2 separate regions of the Homo sapiens genome follow, and region 1 is linked to region 2. A link is an interaction called in ENCODE POLR2A ChIA-PET data of the cell type or tissue named here. Cell type or tissue: PC-9. All regions are shown on one strand. Each heading gives the region's core, and the rest is flanking DNA. Links, peaks and the distances in the headings are about the cores only.

Region 1 (6,971 bases), core at 4,270-6,769, 130 kb before region 2:
CTTTACTTGGGGTGTTGGTACACACCCATTGAGTTCCAATTCTCCCCAGGCAAGGAATCCAATCTCTGTAAAGAAAATTTGCTTATGGGTAAAATGCTGTAGACTCCTCAAAACAAGAGGAACAGGAAAGGACAGAGAAGAGTGTAGAAAACCCTCCCAGCACAGTGGCTTCGGAGGGCCTTTGAATTCTCCTTATTTGCAGCACAATTTCCACGATCACCAACAGAACCCAAAATCCAAACACTAACTAGTCTGAGCACAGCCCCGTGAGGGGCTGCCCAGAAGCTGCTCCTGCTTACTCTAAACCCTCCTTCTGTTTTATCTGCTTATAGGTTTCCCATTTGTAGTTTCCTTCCAAAAGTGTGTTACACTCTATCCTTTGCAAAAGGTCCCTTCCCAGGCTCTTTTTTCCCCACCTACGTTGAGATACAATTGACAACTAAAAATTGGATATATTCAAGGTGTACATCTCGATGTCTTGATTAAGGAGACACTGTGAAATGATGACCACAGTCAGGAAGATTAACATACCTCTCGCCTCACATAGTTACCTTGTGCTTGTGTAGTGAGAATACTTAAAATCACTCTGCAAATTTCAAGCATACAATACGTTATCTCTAACTGTAGTCACAGGGCTGTACATGAGGTCTCCAGAATTTATTCATCTTACAAATGCAAGACTGTACGCTTTGACCAACTTCTCCCCACTTGCCCCCCATCCCAGTCTCTTCCCTGTCATTTGTCGAGATTTTGGGGTGAACAGGGGATGGAAATTTGTTGTCCTATGTCCACCACTGGGATCACACTGGAATCCCCGAGAAGTAGACTCTTCACGCTTCTGTTAACAGATTTCAGTATGGCTCCCTTGGGGAATTCTGTTTCTTGAACCCACTATTGGTCTTCAGAGAGAGTAAAAACTTTCTACAGACAACATGATTCTACTCCAGATGCAACTGTTCATAAGATTATCAACTAAAGGATTTCAATAGCAAGGATTTGATGTGGTCCTTCAAATAATACGGGTTAAAATAAACTTCAACCTTTTCAATAGGAAGAAAACACAAGCAAACCTAAAAACCTTCAAGATAGCACACAGCCACAGATTCAACCATGTGACAGAGGTGAGCAAAACCTCTCTGACCACTCCCAACACTAAAACCAATCCAAGTCTCAGTTCCACCCACAGGAGAAGCACAGACACTGACACTGAATCGAGCTGCAACACGGATGAACCTGGGAAAATGACTCATGCCACAACATGGATGAACCTGCTGAGTGAAAAATGCCAAACACAGAAGACCACATATTCTATGATTCCATTTACGTGACATGTCCATGGAAACAAAAAGTCAATGAATGACTGCCAGGGGTTGCAGAGGAGGGGATGACAGCTAATGGGGCCCAGGTTCTTTTTGAAGTGATAAAAATGTTCTAAAATTAGATAGTGCTGATGGTCGCACAACTTTATGAATATACTAAAAGCCATTCAATTGTGTAATTTAAAAGGATGACTATAATGGCATGTGGATTATAGTGATTTCTAAAAAGAGAATAGGTGCTTTATTACCAAATACACTGAAGGTGCACAGTCCCTCGCTCCTGTAATATTTCACTGGATCAGAAATTACTTCAGAGCACAGGGTCTCTGCTACAACACAGAGCAGCAAACCAATCATACATAAATCTGAGAAGAGCCGGGCTCAGTGGCTCACGCCTGTAATCCCAGCACTTTGGGAGGCCAAGGCGGGTGGACTGAGGTCAGGAGTTCAAGACCAGCCTGGCCAACATGGTAAAACCCCATCTCCACTAAAAATAGAAAAATTAGCTGGACGTGGTGGCGGGCGCCTGTAGTCTCAGCTACTTCAGAAGTTGAAGCAGGAGAATCGCGTGAATCCAGGTGGCGGAGGTTGCAGTGAGCCGAGATCACGCCATTGCACTCCAGCCTGGGCAACAAGAGCGAAACACCGTCTCAAAAAAAATAAATAAAATAAAATAAATCTGAAAAGAAAGCTATCAGACTATTCTTTTTTTTTTTTTTCTTTAAAGGAGTAATAATGAGGCAGGAGAGAAGGAGGGGAGACATGTAGGAAGTTTCTTGAAGGGCTACAAAAGCGTTTCTTTCAGTGGGAGGCAGAAAATCAAAACGTGTGAGAAGCATGGAGACGGAACCCTCTCAGTGTAAAATAGGAAAGGATTCTTCAAAATACCGTTCATGGCGGCGCAGACAGAGCAGCAATCTGTGAAGGACCGCAAAATTCTCCGCCCTTAAATTTGTTCAGTAGTGCTCATATATTACATCCACTGAAGTGCCACTGGTTTATTATTTCCGTAAAGTTTAAACAGCCTTAAGACACTGAACAACATTTTTGTGCTGAATAATAAATATGTTTATGACTGATGCCCTGAACCACGGAAACGTAAAAAAGAGCTTCTAAAAATAGAGTACAGGACTTCAAAGAGGCCTGTCCATAAAATCAAATCTACAAAGAATAACTCAGATGGTTACCACAGAATCGCATGAGTTCTTCACAGGCACCATTGGTATTTAATAGTCCCCAAACAGGACGTCTGGCTACAATTACAAGAAATATGAGAAATCTGACCCCCTTAATGTGAAAAAAGAAAAACAAAATGCTTGAGATAAGTATGTGAAAATCACTAGTCTTATGATCATTACATTGATCATAAAAACCACTTTAAAACATAATTCATTTTCAGCTACAGGATGGTGATATGGACCTGGTCCTGTTAAGACAGAGCAGAAGATGCAAATCTTTTATAGAAATTACACTGAAACAGATAGGCAAATGTGGAATGTAGTTTGATTGAACTACTGATTCTGAATTTATTTGCTGTATGGTAAATGCATAAATTTGAGTACTACTGAACAAATTTAAGAGAAACTGGCTTTCTTTCACAGATCCTTGCTATCTCTATACCAGCATGAACATGAACAGTATTTTGAAGAATCTTTGCCCTATTTTACAAGAGGAGCGTTTAGTTCTCTGGGTTCTCATGCTTTACTATTTTCTGCCTCCAAGGAAAATAATGTGTCAGCCTCACATATACTCTCTGGTTACGTGGCGTGTACATAATTAAAAGGGAAAATTAAAATGCCTTCTAGACTAGTCACGAACAAAATTAATACTTTAGAATGGAATTTAAATCAGTCATCTGAAAGGGAGACTCCGAGACCCTGTTGCTATTTCTTGAATACTTTTAGAGGAGTGTCATTTTTTTTCCCACCCTGCCCTTTCCTTTATTGGCTTTTCATACAATGAGTTTGCTGTGCCCATCACCGGATACATGAACAACAACAAAAAAGCTACAGCTGGATCCTGTATTAGTCTCAGCTGCAGTTAAAGCTCTTTTTTTAAATCAATAGGAAAGTGTTGAGGGAGGGAAGAAGAAAAAGATGCATTCCTGAGAGATTTAAGGTTTAGTCTTCATCCAAGGATCTGACAGCAAAAGTATCTCTTGAAAATTATGTAAATATAGTTTGTCTTACTAAATTTTCCAATTGTTAAGTTCATTTCTTTATAAAACCATGGCCAAATATTAAAATAAAATCCTCACTATGTTAAGCCAGATAACTACCTCCGGATGGGTGTGAGTCTGAGAAACCACTGTGGATGCTTGTTCCAAATTTACCCACACACACATTCCACTGACATCTGAACCACTCCGTAACTCCTTCTGGTTACCAACTTAATCCACACTTACCAAAGAACAAGAAAAATGAATGTCACTTTTACCTTGAATCAAAATGATTTTTAACATATTTACAATTAAAAAATTAAAGAAACTGAAGCACTTATCAATTCTGCTTACACATGCAATCTAGTCTATAGGATGCAAATAATGATATTAGACAATAAGCCTGGACTCTTCAAAAAGGTGTCACGAAAACAATTTTTTTTTTTTTTTTTTGAGACAGAGTCATACTGTGTTCACCCAGGCTGGAGTGCACTGGCAGAACCTTGGCTCACTGCAACCTCTGCCTCCTGGGTTCAAGCAATTCTCGTGCCTCAGCTTGAGATTTCAGGTATGCAGCACCATGCCCAGTTAATTTTTTTGTATTTTTAGTAGAGATAGGGTTTCACCATGTTGGCCAGGCTGGTCTTGAACTCCTGGCCTCAAGTGATCCGCCTGCCTCGGCCTCTCAAAGTGCTGAAATTACCAGCCTGATCCATCGCACCCAGCCACCAAAACACATTTTAAAATTAAAAACAGCCGGGCACGGTGGCTCACGCCTGTAATCCCAACACTTTGGGAGGCCAAGGCGGGCAGATCACAAGGTCAGGAGTTTGAGACCAGCCTGGCCAATTTGATGAAACCCTATCTCTACTAAAAATACAAAAATTAGCCGGGCGTGGTAGTAGGCACCTGTAGTCCCAGCTACTGGGGAGGTTGAGGCAGGAGAATCACTTGAACCCGGGAGGCGGAAGTTGCAGTGAGCCGAGATCATGAGACTGCACTCCAGCCTGGGTGACAGAGTGAGATGCTGTCTCAAAAATAAAAATAAATAAATAAACAAAAGAGGCCAGGTGCAGTGGCAGGCACCTGTAATCCCAACTACTCGGGAGGGTGAGGCAGGAGAATCACTTGAACCCGGGAGGCAGCGGTTGCAGTGAGCCAAGATCATGCCACTGCACTCCAGCCTGGGTGACAGAGTGAGACTCTGTCTCAAAAATAAAAATAAATAAATAAAATAAAAAATAAAGAAAGGAGGCCAGGTGCAGTGGCAGGCACCTATAATCCCAACTACTCAGGAGGGTGAGGCAGGAGAATCACGTGAACCCGGGAGACGGAGGTTGAAGTGAGCTGAGAGATCGCACCACTGCACTCCAGCCCTGGCCACAGAGCAAGACTCCACCTCAAAAACAAACAAACAACAACAAAAATAAGACTGATAAAAGATAACTAAATAGAAGGTGTAAATCTTAATTAGAGCCTAGATAGGTTTAAAAAAAAAAGAAAGCTATAAAAACATTTTGGTAACAACTGGGGAAAGCAGAATGTGTACTATTTTGGAACAATATTATGGAATGACTGTTAGTTATCTTAAGAATGATAACGGCTGTAGTTATGTAGGAGAATGTCCTTAGAAGACGAGTGCTAAAGTATTTCTTTGAAAAGCGTTATGATGTTTGTAACTTTTTGAGACGGAGTCTCGTTCTGTCGTCTAGGCTGGAGTGCAGTGGCGTGATCTCAGCTCACTGCAACCTCCGCCTCCCAGGCTCAAGCTATTCTCATGCCTCAGCCTCCCAAGAAGCTGGGATTACAGGCGCATACCACAATGCTCGGCTAATTTTTTGTATTTTTAGTAGAGACAGGCTTTCACCATGTTGGCCAGGCTGGTCTCGAACTCCTGACCTCAAACAATCTGCGCACCTTGGCCTCCCAAAGTGCTGGGATTATAGGCGTGAGCCATCGCACCTGCCCATGTTTGTATCTTGCTTTCAAATGGGTTCAGTCACACACACACAAATTGTAATACAAAGACAGACAAGCAAATGTGGCCAAATGTTAGCAGCTGGTGAATTTAGGTGAAAGACATATAGGATTCATCGTACCATTCCTTCAACTTTTCTGTAGATTTGAACATTTTCAAAATACAAAGTTGGGAAGAAAAGATATAATAATCATATTGCCAATCATCAGTTATTCCTCAGCCCAAATAAAACAATTCTTCCAACTCACTCTACTCAGTATGTAAAGACAGGCAGGCCAGAGGCTTAACACACTGATGACTAACAGTTTTGAATGCCTACTATTACAATCGTCGAGATTTTTGATAAATTCTTCATATAAATAATTTCACTTCGGTTTTTTAACAGCTTAGGGAGATTAAGTAACTTACACAAAATCACAAGGCTAGAAATGACAGAGCTGCAGATATTTACTTAAAAATATGTCAATACCAAATATTTGTCAACACCAATCAGGCTCAAATGTTTAAACAAACTTATGTAAGCATACAGAAAGTATGAATACAAATTCTCAGAACCATTAACATTATAGATGACAATATTCTGCCTTGAACAAGGGGAATTACCCGAAATATCCTCAATGGCTGACCTGATATAGCAAACAGGGAAAAGTTCTGAAATCCTAATTCCTAGAGACCCCAAGGGAAAAGAGGGCCTCTCCAATCCCACAGGACTAAGACTATTTAGGAAGGAATGGCTACATAGTTATCTCCAGCATGATGCATCCCAACAGAGTCGGCCGTGAAGAAGCTGGGCTGAGGACCAGAAAGGCCCCCACCACAGCACTGCAGTAGTCCTGGGGGTCCAGCACCTCATCAAGATAGGGAGGGAGGGATATGTTGGGGACATCAGGAGAAAACAGCTTCTACTTCAAGTCTCTTATGAAATTAAGGACTTACAGACTCCCTATGTGGGGGAGACGCTCAGGTTAGTGTGACTACCCAAGTTTGACCTTTAATCTGTTTTTTTTTTTTTTTTTTTTTTTGAGATGGAATCTCCCTCTGTCACCCAGGCTGAAGTGCAGTGGCGCGATCTCTGCTCACTACAAGCTCCGCCTTCCAGGTTAACGCGATTCTCCTGCCTCAGCCTCCTGAGTAGCTGGGACTACAGGTGCCCGCCACTACGCCCAGCTAATTTTTTGTATTTTTAGTAGAGACAGGGTTTCACTGTGTTAGCCAGGATGGTCTCGATCTCCTGACCTCGTGATCCACCCACCTCGGCCTCCCAAAGTGCTGGGATTACAGGCATGAGCCATTGCGCCCGGCCAACCTTTAATCTGTTTAACCAAAGTTGAAATGGCCCTGTCAATAACTTTACAACTCTAAGGAAACAGCACTCCTGTAAAATCTGTTCTTGAAATTCCCAGTCACTGATCCAATCAACTACATTTCGTGATGGCTGAAACCAAGATAAAACCGCCTACAGCAAGTCCTGAGACTCGAGAACTTCTGCCGGGATATTCTCTCCAAAGGGAGTCAC
Region 2 (4,948 bases), core at 1-2,500:
ATGGCTCCTGGACTGTAGCAACAGCTTCCATGTGTGTCTGCCTTGACTGAGTCCCTGGCGTCCTCAGGCTTCCTGCCACACTGCAGTTGGAGGCTTCTTCTAAAATCCAGTGCTTTCTGGGCAATTTAAAACCTGTGACTTTCCAAGTAGGATCTAGTCCCCATGTCCTTAACAAGAAGAGGTAACGTATTTCCCTATGCCACTGCCCACTTATTTTTTTATTGTTGAGATGGGATCGTGCTTTGTCACCTAGGCTGGGTGGAGTGGTGTGATCACAGCTCACTGCTGCCCTGAATTCCTGGGCTGAAGGGATCCTCTTGCTTCAGCCTCCTGAGTAGCTGGGACTACAGGCAAGAGCCACCACTTATTTTTGAATTTTTTGTGGAAACAAGGTCTCCCTATGTTGCCCAGGCTGGTCTTGAACTCCTGGGCTCAGCGATCCTCCCACCTCAGGCCCCTGTGCTGGGATTATAGCCTCCTGTGCTGGGATTACAGGCCTAAGCCACTGCACCAGGCTTTTATTTTTTAATTTAAAAAAATTTATTTTTTTGAGACAGGGTCTCACTTTGTCCCTCAGACTGGATGCACTGGTGCAATCTTGTTTCACTGCAGCCTTGACCTCCCTCCTGGGTTCAAGTGATCCTCGTGCCTCAGCCCCCCAAGTAGCTGAGACTACTGCTGCACACCGCCACACCCACCTAATTTTTGTATTTTTAGTAGAGAACGGGTTTCTCCATGTTGGCCCAGCTGGTCTTGAACTCCTGGGCTCAAGCGATCCACCCACCTCAGCCTCCCAAAGTGCTAGGATTACAGGCATGAGCCACCATGCCTGGCCTAAAAATATTTTTTTCAGCTCTAGAAATGTTAGCTCTTTTGCTGTACATTTCCAGAGCTGCTTTAATAATGACAGTTATCACACGCATAATTTCATGTGATGATTGCATTCTTAATTTTTAAATTTAACAACTGCACTTACTTCATGAGGTCTTGTTCATTGATACATCTTTAGCACCTAGTGTGCTTCTGGTGTAGCACACGGTTGATATAAATTGAAATTGAATTAATGCTCACAGTAGTTTGGGGATGGAGCTGGTAGTTCTGCATTAATTTTGCAGGTGAAAAAAAAAGGCATGAGGAAGTTGAAACTTGCCAAAAAATACAGCCAGTACGTGCTAGAATTGGCCCTGGGTCTCAAATCTGGGCTTCTGACTCCAAAGCTTAGGCTCCTGCTCATACAGGTTTATTTTCACATTCTAAGCTTTTAACGAAATGTATGTCCAATGAGTCATTTCTGTTTAGAAAGCCTTTAGGAGTTGGAAGCTACTTCCTGGTGATGTAATGTTTGACTCTCTAAAGTCTTTGGAATGGGGAGTTCCAACTTTTGTTAAGCCCTCAATAATGTCATGAGTGAATGAATATTGGCAAGACTGGCTGGGCCTGTAATCTGCCTTGAGTGTGAGGGAAAATGGAAAAGCGCTTAACTTTATGGTGAATTCTAATTTATAGTAGTTGAGATTGAACGACAAAAATCTTAAAATTATGATGCTGATGTGTCATTGTGACCTTGGTAAACTGACAGCACAGCAGAGAGAAGGGCTCATTAAGGAGAGCACTTGGCTAACTGAACCCTCAGGATGCCAGAGACTTGAATTCTCATGTAAGCCCTTAAGCTTGCCTTGTCAATGCTGTAAAAATTGGAGACCTTTATGTTTTGCTAATGATGTGGTGACCTTAGTTATTAGGTGATAGCCTCTTGAAAAACATTCCAGGTGGTTGGGAGACTTTCAGCCACCACTCTTCTGCCTGGCGGCACACTGGTAATATTAGGATTAGTCTCTACCCATTGCCAGTTGTGCAGGTGGTGCTCCTTTCTCTGAAGTATTTCTACACACTTCTCTGTTTGGCAAGTTTAACTCCCATCGTCTCTGAGCTGTTAATTAAATGTCTGGGATGTATTGTGATAGTCCCTGCTTATAGACTTATGGTGCTGTGTGAGGATTGGGGCTGGGGGAGGTGGCATTTAAATACAGCTGAATCAATGTGATGGCAGTTACGTGTGGTAGTTTATTGACTAAGCACTTTCTCTCAAGAGAACAGTCATTGCTGATTGCCATAGGGGAGGCTGTAGGGATGTGGTGGGATTTTGAGCTGTCCCACTTAAGGCAGCAGAATAAGTTACTTAAAGAGGAAGGCTGTGTTTGTATATTAGTGTTAATTAAAATACCTTTAGGCTGGGTGTGGTGGCTCCAGCCTGTAATCCCAGCACTTTGGGAGGTCCAGGTGGGCGGATCACTTGAGGTCAGGAGTTCGAGACCAGCCTGGCCAACATGGCGAAAACCCATCTCTACTAAAAATACAAAAAAATTATCCAGGCGTGGTGGTGGACAGCTGTAATCCCAGCTACTTGGGAGGCTGAGGCAGGAGAATCGCTTGAACCTGGGAGGCAGAGGTTGCAGTGAGCCAAGATGGTGCCTCTGCACTGCACTCCAGCTGGGGCGACAGCACGAGACTCGGTCTCAAAAAAAAAAAAAAAAGAAAAAAAAGAAAAAAAGAAAATATCTTCAGGATCAAACTTAAGATTCTTGATGAGAGGCTCTACAGATGTTCACAGAAGAGACGTGAAGTTTTAAAATCTTGTTTCTCTTGAGTCTTGTAGCTAGGTGACAACTGTTTCTTGACTATTAATGCTAACACCGGGTACCTAAACAGAATGTGATGGCTCCTGACTCTATCTTTCTGAGAAATTCTAGTTTGTTTACTTTAAATTTCAGGGTACCAATGTGTATGTGGTGATAAAGGGTTATAGAAAACATTTTCTTTAATGCTAAGTATGTGATGTATATGCCTTGATTTTTTTTCTCTAGAAATTATTTTAACTTAATAGTGAAAGCTAAGATTACATTCATGTTGACTAAGCAACCTTTTTTCTCTTTCTCTTTAGAGCTGTAGGTAAAACTTGCCTACTGATCAGTTACACAACCAATGCATTTCCTGGAGAATATATCCCTACTGTGTAAGTATCTTAAATTGGGAATTAACCTGTTTGTGTTACGGGTTTCACATTTCTTTGACCATTTGTTTTGCTGTAAAGCCATCTTTAATCCTCATATGAACAGATACTAATTTTTTCTTAAACATTCACTGAAACCTAATTATAAGGTATATTAGGCTTTTAAAAAATAGGGCTGGGGGTGGTGATCTCAGCACTTTGGGAGACTGAGGCGGGTGGATCAACTGAGGGTCAGGAGTTCGAGACCAGCATGGTCAACGTGATGAAACCCCATCTCTACTAAAAATACAAAAAATTAGCCAGGTGTGGTGGCGGGTGCCTGTAATCCCACATACTTGGGAGGCTGAGGCAGGAGAATCACTCGAACCGTGGAGGCGGAGGTTGCAGTGAGCCAAGATCACGCCACTGCACTCCAGCCTGGGCAATGAGAGCGAAACTCCATCTCAAAAGAAAAAAAAAAAAGAAACTTAGGGTAATATAAACTTTTCACAACTTTGCTAGTTGATTTTTAGACATCCAGAAAGCAAACTTTAACTGTCTGTGAGGTACAGAGACTGGATGATGTTAAAGAAAACCATAGTTGGACACAAGAACTCTGACCAAAAGTCTGATCAGAAACAGTCCTTGTCAGTGCACGAGTTTCAGATACACTGGCTTTCTGGGAACTGGAAAGGGAAAGATTCCATTACGTTTTAATTGGCCTTTTCTGATAAGTCATCAGTTGGTTACATGTCCGCATTGAGGTGTAGGGCTTTGGAATTGAAACTTGGGTGTGTGTGTTGAAGGGGGAATGGGAGGGTGGAATTGGCTATTGAATTGCTTACTCCCTATAGGCAGCAGAATTGGGTGGAGACAGGAAAGTGCTGCTCTGGTGATGGGTTACCCGGGAGCGCACGTAGCTGAGCCTCATAATGCACCATCCTGCAGCTGCTGTGAGTCCTCCCTGTGCAGGCTGGGGAGGTGTCGCCTCCTCCCCACCTGTGTTCACCTCCTCAGGCACAACACACACCCAGGTGCTCTCTGAAGTGTCGTACCCATGTTTTTGTTGTTGTTGTTGTTGTTTTCCTTTTTTTTTTTTTTTTTTGGAGTTAGTCTCTCTCTCTTGCCCAGGATGGAGTGCTGTGATGCGATCTCAGCTCACTGCAGCGTCTGCCTCCTGGGTTCAAGTGATTCTCTGCCTCAGCCTCCCAGGTAGCTGTGATTACAGGCATACACCACCACACCTGGCTAATTTTTGTTTCTTTAGTAGAGACGGGTTTCACCATGTTGGCCAGGTTGGTCTCAAACTCCTGACCTCAGGTGATCTGCCCACTTCAGCCTCCCAAAGTGCTGGGATTACAGGCGTGAGCCACGGCACCCATTTTTTACTGTAAGTGGAATCATGCTGTCCCTGTTGTCCTAAATTTATGGGGGAGATTTTCCTTATCTACATATGTAGATAAAGGTTTAATCATTAATGATTAATGATTTTGAAGTACTATAACTGATTTAACCCACTGGTCACTTGGACTCTTGGTGTTAACAAACATTGCTGGGTTCAGTGTTGTCCCTTATGTCTTTGTGTACACTTGATAGATTATTAGAAGCAAAATCGTGCCAAATCAAAAGACAATGGATGTTTTAAATTTTGGTAGATACAGCTGGGCGTGATTGCTCACGCCTGTAATCCCAGCACTTTGGGAGGCCAAGACGGAAGGATCACTTGAGGTCAGGAGTTCGAGACCAACCTGGCCAACATGTTAAAACCCCCACCTCTGCTAAAAATACAGTAGTTAGCCGGGTGTGGTGGTGCACTCCTGTAGTCCCAGCTACTCAGGAGGCTGAGGCATGAGAATTGCTTGAACCCGGGAAGCAGAGGTTGCAGTGAGCCAAGATTGTGCCACTGCACTTCAGCCTGGGTAACAGAGTGAGACTCTGTCTCCCAAAAAAAAAAAAAAA

Evidence for each region. ChIA-PET counts read pairs that join two places held together with the same protein. Peaks named below come from ENCODE experiments on the same cell type or tissue, not always from the same donor. Only the 100,000 strongest peaks of a DNase experiment are listed, where the experiment ranks them.
Region 1: POLR2A ChIA-PET joins it to region 2 with 5 read pairs; 6 of 35 experiments call an interaction of 5 or more read pairs at or near these places.

Annotation. Positions count from the first base shown.
Region 1 is chr7:6,249,305-6,256,275 of GRCh38, forward strand. The region is part of intron 1 of CYTH3 (cytohesin 3); the gene reads right to left. Among named protein-coding and RNA genes, the nearest start is that of CYTH3, 20 kb to the right of the region's middle. RefSeq lists an enhancer at 1,222-1,381. In PC-9, for the core only: no CTCF peak of the experiment used is centred there; no DNase peak of the experiment used is centred there.
Region 2 is chr7:6,384,271-6,389,218 of GRCh38, forward strand. It overlaps RAC1 (Rac family small GTPase 1), which reads left to right. Exons shown (of 6, transcript NM_006908.5): 2 at 2,942-3,013. Among named protein-coding and RNA genes, the nearest start is that of RAC1, 12 kb to the left of the region's middle. In PC-9, for the core only: no CTCF peak of the experiment used is centred there; DNase peaks (open chromatin) are centred at 251, 1,291 and 1,737; H3K4me3 peaks cover 1,232 bases; H3K27ac peaks cover 2,500 bases.